3 separate regions of the Homo sapiens genome follow, and regions 2 and 3 are each linked to region 1. A link is a contact called in ENCODE Hi-C or POLR2A ChIA-PET data. All regions are on one chromosome and are shown on one strand. Each heading gives the region's core, a stretch centred on a gene start or an enhancer-like site at or near the end of the contact. The rest is flanking DNA. Distances are from core to core; before and after follow the strand shown. Region 1 has its middle 34 kb from the start of LUCAT1. Region 2 overlaps ADGRV1 (adhesion G protein-coupled receptor V1). Region 3 overlaps LOC107986432 (a long non-coding RNA gene).

What was found. A loop is a pair of places that touch in the nucleus more often than their neighbours do. ChIA-PET counts read pairs that join two places held with the same protein, here RNA polymerase II (POLR2A). Pooled maps may share reads with other maps.
Region 2: a map of PC-9 shows a loop between it and region 1 (4-fold over the local background). The contact joins two enhancer-like sites. A Hi-C loop is called at or near these places in 9 of 168 maps with a recorded cell type or tissue (IMR-90, PC-9, aorta and 5 more), 9 of 37 single-sample maps with no recorded cell type and 19 of 50 pooled maps. POLR2A ChIA-PET finds 5 or more read pairs at or near these places in 7 of 52 experiments (A673, GM12878, H1 and 4 more).
Region 3: a loop to region 1 is called in a map of CD14-positive monocyte, with 2.3 times the contacts of the local background. The contact joins two enhancer-like sites. A Hi-C loop is called at or near these places in 1 of 168 maps with a recorded cell type or tissue (CD14-positive monocyte) and 9 of 50 pooled maps. POLR2A ChIA-PET finds 5 or more read pairs at or near these places in 2 of 52 experiments (A673 and activated naive CD4-positive, alpha-beta T cell).

Annotation. Positions count from the first base shown.
Region 1 is chr5:91,277,944-91,282,023 of GRCh38, reverse strand. No RefSeq gene overlaps it. Among named protein-coding and RNA genes, the nearest start is that of LUCAT1, 34 kb to the left of the region's middle. RefSeq lists enhancers at 623-1,564, 1,307-1,566, 1,565-2,506. Within about 2 kb of position 1,868, at least 39 of the 41 ENCODE cell types and tissues checked have a DNase peak (open chromatin) inside an H3K27ac peak, as active enhancers do; they include CD14-positive monocyte, GM12878, PC-9 and 4 more, where a contact is called at or near this core.
Region 2 is chr5:91,160,463-91,164,542 of GRCh38, reverse strand. ADGRV1 (adhesion G protein-coupled receptor V1) reads right to left here. Exons shown (of 90, transcript NM_032119.4): 90 at 106-761. The coding sequence ends at 643. The region is part of intron 6 of LOC107986432 (a long non-coding RNA gene); the gene reads left to right. Among named protein-coding and RNA genes, the nearest start is that of LUCAT1, 150 kb to the left of the region's middle. RefSeq lists enhancers at 1,638-1,767, 1,788-1,837. Within about 2 kb of position 1,687, at least 30 of the 41 ENCODE cell types and tissues checked have a DNase peak (open chromatin) inside an H3K27ac peak, as active enhancers do; they include GM12878, PC-9, ascending aorta and 3 more, where a contact is called at or near this core.
Region 3 is chr5:91,181,693-91,185,772 of GRCh38, reverse strand. All of the region lies in intron 6 of LOC107986432 (a long non-coding RNA gene), which reads left to right. Among named protein-coding and RNA genes, the nearest start is that of LUCAT1, 130 kb to the left of the region's middle. Within about 2 kb of position 1,857, at least 14 of the 41 ENCODE cell types and tissues checked have a DNase peak (open chromatin) inside an H3K27ac peak, as active enhancers do; they include CD14-positive monocyte, where a contact is called at or near this core.

The DNA of each region.
Region 1 (4,080 bases), core at 619-3,118:
GGCAATATCCATATGGATATGCTAAGAATAATGAATCAGAATCAGGCACAGTTTTTAAAACATCAAATGATGTATGTAATTACTTAAAATCTTAAATTTTTATGCAATAATTTGACTTTTTTTTTAAGGCTAGCGCATTAAGTATACCTCCCATTACAACTAGTTCAAGTATATGAGATTCCATTTCTGGTCCATATTACTCATTTTGCTTTCTTGGGCTCTGATCCTCTCTCGTATTTTCATGTTTCCTATTTGTATTTGTTTGGGGCTTTTCTCTCCTTTACAAAATTGGGTAGTCATGCTTCTCCAGTAACCTTGGTGAGTCAGTTCAACCTCTAATTACTTCAGTCTCCTTGCCTGCAAGAAAAGCAGTCAAACTACACGAACACTCTATTGTTTTGCATCATTTCACACGTACACAGGGATAAGGAGGGAAATAATTCTCCCAATGAAGCAGAACCACCGGTAACAGCTGGCACAACTTCTAAAGACCCAGTCTGTCTTGAAAAACAGCCGCAAATTGTCCCTAAATAATAATTACCCCACCTGTATCAGGACTATCTCACTGACTAGCTGCACTTCATGACACAATACCTGCTATTAACTCTCAGCATGGATATAAACATTGCCATAATATTTTTTAAAACCAACAATGTATCATTTGCACATTAGGACAACAGAATGTTAGTTAAGGCACAGAAAACACAAAGGCATGGCTACCCTGTTCTTTGGTGACTCCATATCTAATTATTACCACACATGTCTCCAGTCTTTAGACAAATTTAGTTATTATAAGGGTGGTTGGACAAATAGCAAAGATTTGATTTTCATTAACAAAGGGCACATCAGAACCGAGTTAATCCTTCCCAGTTACCCAACATTCAAAGCTTCTAGTGCAGTCACTTTCTAGTCATTTTAGAACCCAGAGCAGTGTGACGATTTGATGCTTAAGTTTCAACACGTTTTATTAATCCATTCTTCTTGTGCTTCATTTAAAATATTGGAAACTATAAAAAGATCAGCGTGTTAATCCTCTGCCAGGAAACGGGAAAAAAAAGTTAAAAACCTAACAACAACACGAAAAGAGCAAGAGCGCTGGAATCTCAGCTTTGAGGAAACACATGGGATGAAAGCATCCGCCCAAGCTCTAACCATTTGTCACATGGGACTCTTCCCCTCGGGGGTGAATCCTGGATGTCCCCAGGATGGAGCGAGGAGGTCGTGCGTGCGGGCGAGTGTGTGACTGCAGGGGGCCTTGGCGGCGCGAGGAGGCGACGCCGCCCCCTCCCTCAGGCGCAGGGAGGGTCTTCCAGGAAGCGGCGGATCTCTGCTGACTCCGCGGCTGCGGGCCCCGGGCTGCGGCCGCCCAGGCCGGCACGTAGCGCCGAGCGTGACTCAGCGCTGACTCATCCGACTCGCTGCCAGTGGATTTCCCCCGTCAGCTGCTCGCGCTACTCCTGTCGCCGGGAGCTCGCAGGACTTCGCAGATACCGCTGCCTCCTTAGTCTTTCCTGAATAGCAGAGCAGTCCTGTCGCTTTAAACAGAGCAAGGCAGCTTTCACTGCTTTTGAATCCCGACCGAGCGGGGCACTGCCGTGCTTTGTTTTCTTTGCCTTTAAGAGTGCAATAGTCCACTAATCAAATTCTTTCATCAAAAGAGTGTTGGGACAAATCCCTGACATCGTCCTTCCACTGTGATTTGGAGATGACCTCCACCCAGGTTTCACTTCCGTTGTACCCAGCTCTCGTCTTATTTTTGTCCCTCATTTTGTGAATTTATCCTCTCACTACGCTTGATAACTAACCTTGGCGCAAACCCACAACTGTGGTGACGCAAATCAGGTTGGAACTTGGCATCGTTGTGTGCGGGCAGTGAGGGACTTACTGTAAAAACTGGGGCCTTCATAAAGGCGTTCTTATTTGCAATCCTACTTGCTGATTAGATACCGTGCTCATTTTCTGTCTGCCACTCCCCTTTGAAAGTTCCTGAGACAGGCCGGGCGCGGTGGCTCACGCCTGTAATCCCATCACTCTGGGAGGCCGAGGCGGGCGGATCACGAGGTCAGGAGATCGAGACCGTCCTGGCTAACACGGTGAAACACCGCCTCTATTAAAAAATACAAAAAATTAGCCGGGCGTAGTGGTGGGCGCTTGTAGTCCCAGCTACTCGGGAGGCTGAGGCAGGAGAATGGCGTGAACCTGGGAGGCGGAGCTTGCAGTGAGTGCCACTGCACTCCAGCCTGGGCGACAGAGCGAGACTCCGTCTCAAAAAAAAAAAAAAAAAAAAAAAAAGAAAGAAAGAAAGCTCCTGAGACAGATTTAGATGGACTGCTAAAACCTGTCCATCTAAATGGACCGGTTTAGATGGACCGCTCCCGGTCGTGCTCATTTCTTCTTCCCCAGAGTTCAATCTGCAGCGCAGCAGCAGGGCAGCATTTCTCTAACTTTACCGTGGACCGCCTGCATCAAAAGCGCCGCGGTAAAAATGCAGATTCTTGAAGCTCACTTCAAATTACAGACTCAGAATGTCCTGGCTGGGTGGGGGCATGGAGGCACCTGTCTGAGGTCGGGGCCTAGAAATAATCCATCGTATTAACCAACTACCTATCAGTGATTCTTAGGTACATTTAGGTTTGACAACTATAGCAAGAGGGCGAGGATGTGAGACATTATACTGGGTAGACTCTAGGACTCCTTACGATATAGAACACTGTGTTCTAAAATTGATGTTTAAGTTTTGATGGAAGGAAAAAATATTTCCAAATTTGGTTTTATATATTATATTGTTTGCTTTAACTGTATATTTATATAGACAAATTTCTTTTCTTTTTTTTTTTTTTTCTTTAAAGAGAGAAGGCCGAGGCGGGTGGATCATGAGGTCAGGAGATCGAGACCATCCTGGCTAACAAGGTGAAACCCCGTCTCTACTAAAAATACAAAAAATTAGCCGGGCGCGGTGGCGGGCGCCTGTAGTCCCAGCTACTGGGGAGGCTGAGGCAGGAGAATGGCGTGAACCCGGGAAGCGGAGCTTGCAGTGAGCCGAGATTGCGCCACTGCAGTCCGCAGTCCGGCCTGGGCGACAGAGCGAGACTCCGTCTCAAAAAAAAAAAAAAAAAAAAAAAAAAAAAAAAAAAAAAAAAAGAGAGAGTCTTTCTGTGTTGCCCAGGCTGGCCTCGAACTCCTGGGCTCAAGGAACCCTTCCGCCTCAGCCTCTCCAGTAGTTAGGACTACAGGCGTGCACCACCACTCGGCTCTTTTTCTTTCTTCCTTTTTATTTTTATTTACTTATTTTGAGACATGGTCTCACTCTCTCGCCTAGGCTAAAGTGAAGTGGTGGGATCTTGGCTCACTTCAGCCTCACCCTCCCCAGAATCAGGTGATAGTCCCACCTCAGCCTCCCCAGGGGCTGGGGCTACAGGTGTGTGCCACCATGCCTGAATAATTTTTGTATTTTTTTAAGAGACAGGGTTTCACCATGTTGCCCAGGCTGGTCTCGAACTCCTGGGCTCAAGGGATCCGCCTGCCTCGGCCTCCCAAGGTGCTGGGATTACAAGGGTGTACCACCATACCTGGCCGGCTCTTTTTTTTTTTTTTTAATTAGAACTTTGTTTATAAAATAAAATCAAGTTTCTATAAATTTTCTTTATTTCAGAGTAATATTTTTCCAATCTGACTTTGTGTCAGAATTACCCAAAGAGTTATAGAAAAACTCTTAATTCCTTGACCAGCCCTCAGGCTTAAAGACACTATCTCTGAAAGTGAAGCCCCCCAAATAGGCATTTTTTTCTTTTTTGACATGGTCTTACCCTGCTGCCCAGGCTGAAGTGCAGTGGCATGATCACTGCTTGCTGCAGCCTCAGTCTCCCAAGGGTCAGGTGATCCTCCCACCTCAGCCTCCCAAGTAGCTGGGGCTACAGGCGTGTGCCACACCTGGCTAATTTTTGTATTTCTTGTAGAGATGGGGTTTTTCCATGCTCCCCAGGCTGGTCTCAAATTTCTGAGCTCAAGTGATCCGCCTACCTAGACCTCTTAAAGTACTGGAATTACAGGCATGAGCCACGACACCCAGCCAAAAATAGG
Region 2 (4,080 bases), core at 438-2,937, 120 kb after region 1:
GATGGAGTTATTTTTAACTGGGGACAGAACATTCATTCTGAGAAGTGTTCAGATCCCTAATTTTATAATGAGCAGAAATACATACTGTTGAAAGACTAGGCCAACTTCAGTACTCCAATCAACATTTATGTGCAGGATCATCAACAGACAGACCATTTTACAGTTTTCAGAATTAAAGTCTTCTAGTTGCAGTGAAGTCTTGAATCTGGATCACCTGGATTCATGCAAGATGGCACAGGGTGCTTGTCATCATCTACATATAGAGTTAGCTTTTTTTGCCCATGCACAATGTTTCTTTATCAATAATGAAGCTGGATGATACCAAATAGATTCTATTGCTTTATTGATTATTACTTTCATTAAACAATGTTAGCCATATAGGATGATTAAAAAAACAACTAATATCCTTGGAATATGAACATCCTATTAACTGATACAAACTGACTCCACCTTTCTTATAGCAGTGAATTTTCAGGTCACATACAATCAGTAATTTATACTCCAAATACAACAATCACGTTTGTATTAATCATCCAGTACAATTCACAGGTTCCTATTACACAGGTGGATGTACTTAGAGAGTTTTAGCACAAAAGCTGATACAAATATGAAAGTGTGCTCAGTCGAATGGTTAGTGAGGTGCTACAGGTGAGTGTCGGCGATGGGTATCCTCCTGAGCTCCACGATCTGGGAGTCAGTCAAGGTGCCCCCCTCCTGGCTGCCTTGACCAGATTCATTATCACTGACACTGAGACCAGCACCTGCCACAGAAATAGAATGAACACAAAAATCCAAACTATTAGTGCAGTGAATTCTTAAGAATCAATTTACATTAGGTCCAAGCCTGTTTATTTCTATTATATTAGTAAAAAATAAGCCATACATTTAGAATAGATATTATTAATACCTAACAATTATGAAACTATCTTTTACATTTCCTTTGGCAGTTTTTTAAATTGTACGGATTAATTTCTAAAGACACACATTTGGGTTCTCAATCTTTACTGTTTGTTTTTCACATGGTGGGCAGGTGTAACCTACTACCACAATATAATCTCTCAATTGAGGGCTCATCAAAATAGAAAATCAGTCAGGTTATTAGACTTTTTCACCAGTGGGGTAGGATTTGCTGTTACAAAACATATAGGCCCCGAATTCATATGCACTGAGGTCCATCACTTGAGATTCAGTGTTGGGCAGTGATCTGAGAAGAAAGACAGGCATGTGAGAACACCTGGAGTCACACCAGTGCCCTGAAGACATTGGCTTTGAATGATTCAGATCTGATCCTAAGATAAAAATAATTACGTAACACAGTGCCAAAATAGATCCACACAGGAATTCCACCACAGTAGTTACTGTTAACTACTGACAGCGCTCAGAATCTGTTTTGAGGAAGCTCCACTATTCATTACTTTTTTTTTCACAACTCAGATAATTGAGAAAAAACTATGCTAGAGTAACACCTTGTTCTTTTCTTTTTCTTTCATATTTCTAGAGAACAATGTTCTTTTCTTTTGTAATAACGTTCAGAGGAACACATAAACTCTCATCCTCTCTACACACACACAATGGGGATGTGGTCATAGGGTGTGCTGGATGAATCACCAGAGGTTACCAGGGCCAGCCCCACTAGACTCTGCAAACAAGGAGGAAAGTGAAAAACCGGTTGCTCAGGCAGCTGGGATTTCCCTTTCTGTCTGAGAGGAAGAAAAGGCAATTCTGCAGAGTTGACAGTTGTGGGAAAATGGTGAATTGGCTTAATCTTAGCCTATCTGGAGATGGAAGCCAGAGCCTACTAGTGACCTTCTAGCCAAGCCCTCCTTCTTCTGGGTCTCTGACCTTCGCACTCTCTCTGTTAAAGGCCGCTGTTGAAACTCCACTTCCTCTCTTTGCTTCTGTGACATGGTACTTGCCCATCTTATCCTCTGATCTGCTGGCTCTTTCTAGATCTATTCTGCTTTCTCATACACTTCCTCCTGCTGCCTCATTTCTGGAGGCCTTGTTTTCTGCCCTGTCTCAAGGCCTGCAGGATCCTCTTGCCTGCACTCTCTCCTAATGTCTCACTAGGGTTTCCAAGCTCAGGACACGGAGCAGCAGGTCACTGCCTTTTCACACGACGTTCTTATGCTGGCACCTCTGCCTGGGGTGCTCTTCTCACTTCCCACCTCCTTCATCTGGCTGCCTCCACTCTTCCTACCAATATCAACTCTGCTATCCCTTGAAACATGATGATTCTCTTTTAAAATTTCTGACCCCCCCACTGGATTATGTCCTTCCTATCTTTCTGTCTCCTAGCTCATAGGACAGTGCTCAGTACACTGCAGGTGTTCAGCAAATGTGTGCTGAATGTAGTATTAAACTGTGCTCTGCATCCTAAGTCGTGAACCTGCCTGCTCCATCTCATCTCCTGTTCTGTTCCTCTGGTCTGTTCTGTATTCCACTGCCCTCTCCTTCTCAAGAACGAGTGTTAGTTCCTATTGCCAGTTACACTGAGTTGGGAACCCTCTGCTTTGGCTTTCATATCAGTCTTTAATCTGTCTCTAGCCTATCAAATAGATGTATCCCAACCATTGCCTTTTGGAGCGCTTTCTCTGAAACTGATCAGGTCTCCTGATGCCCTGAATGCACCATGTTAATTCCAGCCTGAATGTCTTCCTGCCTGCCCATCAGGGCCCATCTCTATACCTTTTTACAGATACTTATTTTTCCATCTCCTCAAAATAGGGAGCTGGAGGACATAAAATGTGAAAAGTTCTCATCCCTGACAAAATCATTAATCACCTCCCCTTTATTCTCTCACACTGCCCAGGTTTTGATGATAAATTTAATAATACTCCTATCTACAATGTATACATAAGCCATAAAGCAAAATGCTTAACAAACACTCATAAACTCCTTTCTTCAAGAACCAGAATATTGCCAGTGACAATGTATTTTTAAAAATTTACTAAGTTGCTAAAATTTACCAATTAATACATTTCACATCAAAAAAATCAGATTTCTGGTTTCTCTTGAAAAAAAAAAAAAAAAACTAACAAAAACAACAACCAGAAGATCAGGCAACATTGGGCCTGCATTTCCGCATTACAAAACAAAACAAAAAACAACAACAAAAAACCCATGGACCAGGCAGTCCTTCAGTTTGTCTCTGTTTTCACCCAGCCCTCTTCAATCATTTATGGACTACCATAAATAATGCTTGGCCCCCGAAGGTAACATTTGTGTCTACTTCCAGGCCTTCGAAGGACAAATGGCCCATGCTTCTCTGCTGGGAACAGGAGAACCGTGTTATGTGGAAGAACCTCAGTGAACTGGCGAGACAGTGGCCATTCTATAAGGAGGTGACTAAGGCCCTGGGGCCTGTAGCAAGGAAGAGCTAAATATGGAAGCACTAGGGAGGAACAGAGAGGACCCCATGATTAGCCTCAGGGAAGACTGAGGCCGAATGACTTAACTAGTACCAACTCCCAGTGATTTCAGTGTCTGCCTACTCTAAATCCCACTAGGAATATCATCATAAAGCATGTGATGACAACTGGGACAAGGCACACTAGAAAGACAAGCTCTGCCTTATTGAAAGCATGCTGAGCTTGTTTAGCAACTCAAGATATGTAAGCAAGTTCTAGACTCGTCTTGAGTCACCACATCTACTGACCCATCTCATCATCCTCCTTTGCAATTTCTTCCAAGTTCAAAGAAATGCACAAATATCCAGATACTCATCCCTCACTGAGACTCAGAAAAGGCATATATTACACACAAGTATAACATGCCGAGACCTGGGAGCACAAACCAGGTCTCCCATCCCTTTGCAATTCATTAAATGGTATAGGCGGGTAGTTTGCAGTAAGTATCCTGATTTTCTGAAAGGTGTTTCCATGCTTAAATTTCAAACCAAAAGTTTAAGAAAAATCCAGCGACTGTGATAACAGGGACACTTTCCTTTGGTCAATAGAACAGGCAATTATAAAGGAACTAAAAGTAATAATTTACATTCATCATGAGCTTCATCTTTTCTTAACATTTTAATATACTTTGGTTAGGATAGGGTGAGTATCAGTCCTGTTTTACAGATGC
Region 3 (4,080 bases), core at 608-3,107, 96 kb after region 1:
CTTCTGAAGCCTTTCCAGTCTCCTTCAGTTCCAACTACTCAGCATACCAAAGTGCCATATTTTGGGGTATTGTGTTCTAAGCCCCAGCACTATCTATCTATCACTGATCTCTCTCTCTCTATGTTTCTACATCTCTATCTGTCTATACATAAATTAGGCAGGCAACTGACTCATGGGTGGGAGACGGAGATTGTCAGTTTTGACATCTGATAATCAACAGTAAAGTGTTGTTATATTCAGATACTCAATGTTCTTCTAAAAGGTAAATCCATTGTTCTACTAAAACTTGGAGAATTGGGGGGAAGAACTGACACTTTTATTCCAAAATAAACTTCGAAGTTTTTCAAAATAAAACTAAATGTCTTTGAATAAATGTTGAAATAGTGGGAAAAACTGTAGGTATTTTTAAATAATCTTCTGGAGGATTCACAAAAATATAGCTATGTGGAAAGCCTACATCTCAGTTTCATAGAAATAAATACATGATGAGCTTCGAAACAGATTAGTGGAGACTTAGAATGTAAGATTATTTTTCAAGAAACTTGAATAAATTTACTTCTCAGTATAAAAAAGAAAGTGAACAATATCCTTGCCACATTCCAATATAATAAAAAAATATGAGGACTAGAGAAGAACTGTTTCAAATATTGATGTATATGCGGGTTGGCCACACGTCCTGTTTTACCCTGGATAGTCCATGTTCGCATGTGTGGTCCTGTTGTGATTGTTTTTAATGCCTCCTTTCATTCTTCACAATAATGTTCATCCTATGTACGTAAAATTAGATGAAGGATGTTTTATATGTTGACTAACTAAAATTGTCTGATTTGCAAAAGTAGAGCTCTAACTGAAACTACCTGTTCGTTTGGAAACAAACCAAACAACCTTCTAAATGAGTGTTGCTTCTAGGAGGTGTGAGGACTTCCCAAATTTTTTTTACATATAATGATAAAAATTCTGCCTGGATTTAGAAATTTCAGTGTTTGATAGGGATTACCATTTCATTCTTTCCATCTGATAAACCACCTCTAACTGACCTCTGGGAAGGGCTAGGATTTCTGGCAGGGGCACAGGGCAGCTGAGAACATGAGGCTAAACAAAACTCTATTAAAAGTAGGGATTAAGGGAAGGATATTAATCTCATGCAAGTTCTCTTGACAAATCCTAAAGAGACTAATATAATCATAGGTCACAAACCAACTGTGAAGATTAATTAAACCCTTAGGTTAATTCTCCCGATTCACTTTCCCGATTTTCTATAAAAAGTATTTCCAAGTCCTTATAACTTTAAGCTCTTTCCCATTCATGAGTTCTTTAGAAAAGCAGTAGAGACTTCTGGGGTGTTCCAGGGAGAGATCTTACAGGCAGCCAACAGAGTCCAAGACTTCAGTGGAATATTGCCAACTTGCAAATATTAAGAAGAAACTACCCATGACTCTTTAGACAGGTGTCTCCAGAGATAGCTTTAGTTTGTACCATCAGGTCATCTCTGTGATTTTTTTCCCCATGAAACTGCATTAGAAAACTATCAAAATAGACAAGAAAGGTATGATTTTTTTAAAAAAACCAAGGTCTCGAGCTCATTTAGGGGAACACTATCATTACTTTCATGTTAGACCTTCCATATACTTTAATGAATGACATAAGTGAGTATATGAGATGACACATGAAAACATTCTTTGTAAAGGGGTTATACAAATGGAAGGCATTATTATGGTTATCACTTCACCCGTCTGAATCCTTCAGATTCCTTGGGGCGCCTGGCCACAGGATAGTACAATGTTTAGAGCTGAATTGCAGCTAGGCCGTTTAGAATCCCAAAGGTGAAGTTTACCAACTTCCTCTTCAAGTAAGTGGGCGGGCAGTGGGGCAAGTGTTGTTGCAAAGCTAATGTGTTCATTTCTTCCTCCTTCCCAAACTTGTTTTGACAGTCAGGTGAGCCAGCCAACTTATGAAGACAGTAGTTTGGGTCAGGAATAAATCCTTGTTCTGGATTTCTTTTTTCCCCTCTTTGAACAGCAGCTTCAAGTTGACTCAGGTTTTACTTGTCTTTTCTTGAGTTCAACATTTATGCTTCTAAGAATGCATTTCTTATTCCTGAAACTCAAAGAGGCAAATGAAAGGGAAAGAATAATCAAGAAAAAAAAAATAGAAAAAAACATGAAGGTGGAACAGAAAGAAAGCTAGAAAAGAAACAAAAGGAAAAGATTGAAGTGGAAATCACTTTTGGGCAATGCTCTTATTTTTTTCTTGGTTTCAGTTTCCTCTTCTGTAACACAGAGATAATATTGATTTTTTTTATAGTAAATAGCTTTTAGGAAAGTTAGTGGAGCCAGGTGTGGTGGCTCATGCCAACAATCCCAGCACTTTGGGAGGCTGAGGCAGGCAGATGATCACTTGAGGCCAGGAGTTCGAGACCAGCCTGGCCAACATGGTGAAACCTTGTCTCTACTAAAATACAAAAAAATTAGCTGGCTGTTTTGGTGCCTGCCTGTAATCCCAGCTTCTCAGGAGGCTGAGGCAGGAGAATCCCTTGAACCCCGGAGGCAGAGGTTTTTCCAAGAAAATGACGTGATTCAACAAATAATTCAGTATCTTTTGCAATGGAAATAATTTGAAAGTAGCCAGAGATGCCTCTTAGGTTACGACTAATCTCACTGAAGAGTCATGCCCTGAGTCCCAAGGGTTGTTTGATGCCAAGCCTGAACAGCTGTTACCCGGATTGTGGACTCAGCTGGTTTGATTTTGGACAGTGTGAGAGGCAATAACTAGAAAAGACAGATCGTAAAAGACCTTAAGAAATACTCTTCAATTATAGGTGTGGTGTTTTCAAGTCACCCTGTTTTTCACTGAACTCAGCTCCACCCAGAGGCGAGAGGAGTCAGTAGCCAGTCAGAGAGAAACCACTTTGTAAAGCTCTACAAATACAGAAATAAGGAAGGAGGAAGCTGGAAGAGGAAGCTTTACCCTGGGGTACATTGTTTGTATGAAACAGGCAACCATCTAGTCTTAAGCTCAGCGAGCAAACTCCAAGAAAGTTTGTAACCCAGGTCCTCCCTTTCTGCGAATCTCTGAGGAGGCCTCTCTGGTCTCTTGAATGCCTGTTCCTACCCAAGCTGAGAGAAATTCTATGCCCTATTTAGTTACAATCTTAATTCTGAGATACAAGTGGCATCCAGGGCATCCTCTGTCAATCTAGGAAAAGAATGAGCAATAGGAAATATAATTTTCATATACCCAAACACATGCACCATGTGTCAAAGGATCAAGAAACACACATTTTTTTCCCCTCCCTGGACTGTCACCTGGACCTCTTGGCCTTGCACAGGGAACTGCTGTAATGTCAGAAGACTCTTTGGGAAGAGAACAAGTTATGCAAAAGACAACCAAAATTATCTAGTTCAGTAGAGCTTGTCCCTTGCTGTATATTAGAACCATCTGGAGAACTGTACAAAATACCAGTACCAAGCTCTACTCCAGAATATTCTGATTTAATCTTCTGGGTGGGGGTCAGGCAAAATTATTTTTTAAATTTCTCCAGGGTGATTCTAAAGTACAGTAAGAGCAGAGACACAAAGATTTATTTGTGTCCCTTTACTATATAACGGTGTCTAACATGTAATAAGGCCCCCCAAATAATGGTTATAACAGGAAAGGATAGATGTGTTAATTAATTGATAAACATGTAAGTTAAACCTTTTTCTAGAAAGCTGGAAATATAAGCAAATATTCTGAGATATGAGCTTGATTTGCTCCTATACTTCACTTGGGTGAATTTTCTCAGTATTGTACAATGTGATCAATCACAATAAAAATAAAAATTGAGTACTGGCTCAAATGTAGACTCTGAAGATGCCATCAAAAAGGTGCGGTACTTCTAAAACTGCATGCACAAACTTTTTTATATTCCTCCCTTTAAGAGGTGGAGTCTAATTTCCTGCCCCTTGAGTGAGGGCTGGATTTAATGACTTGCTTCTAATCAATAGCATAAAGTGGAAGTTGTGGTGTGTAACTTCGGAGACTAAGTCACAAAAAGGTGCTGTGATTATTGCTCACTTTCTCTCTCTCTGTCTCTCTCTC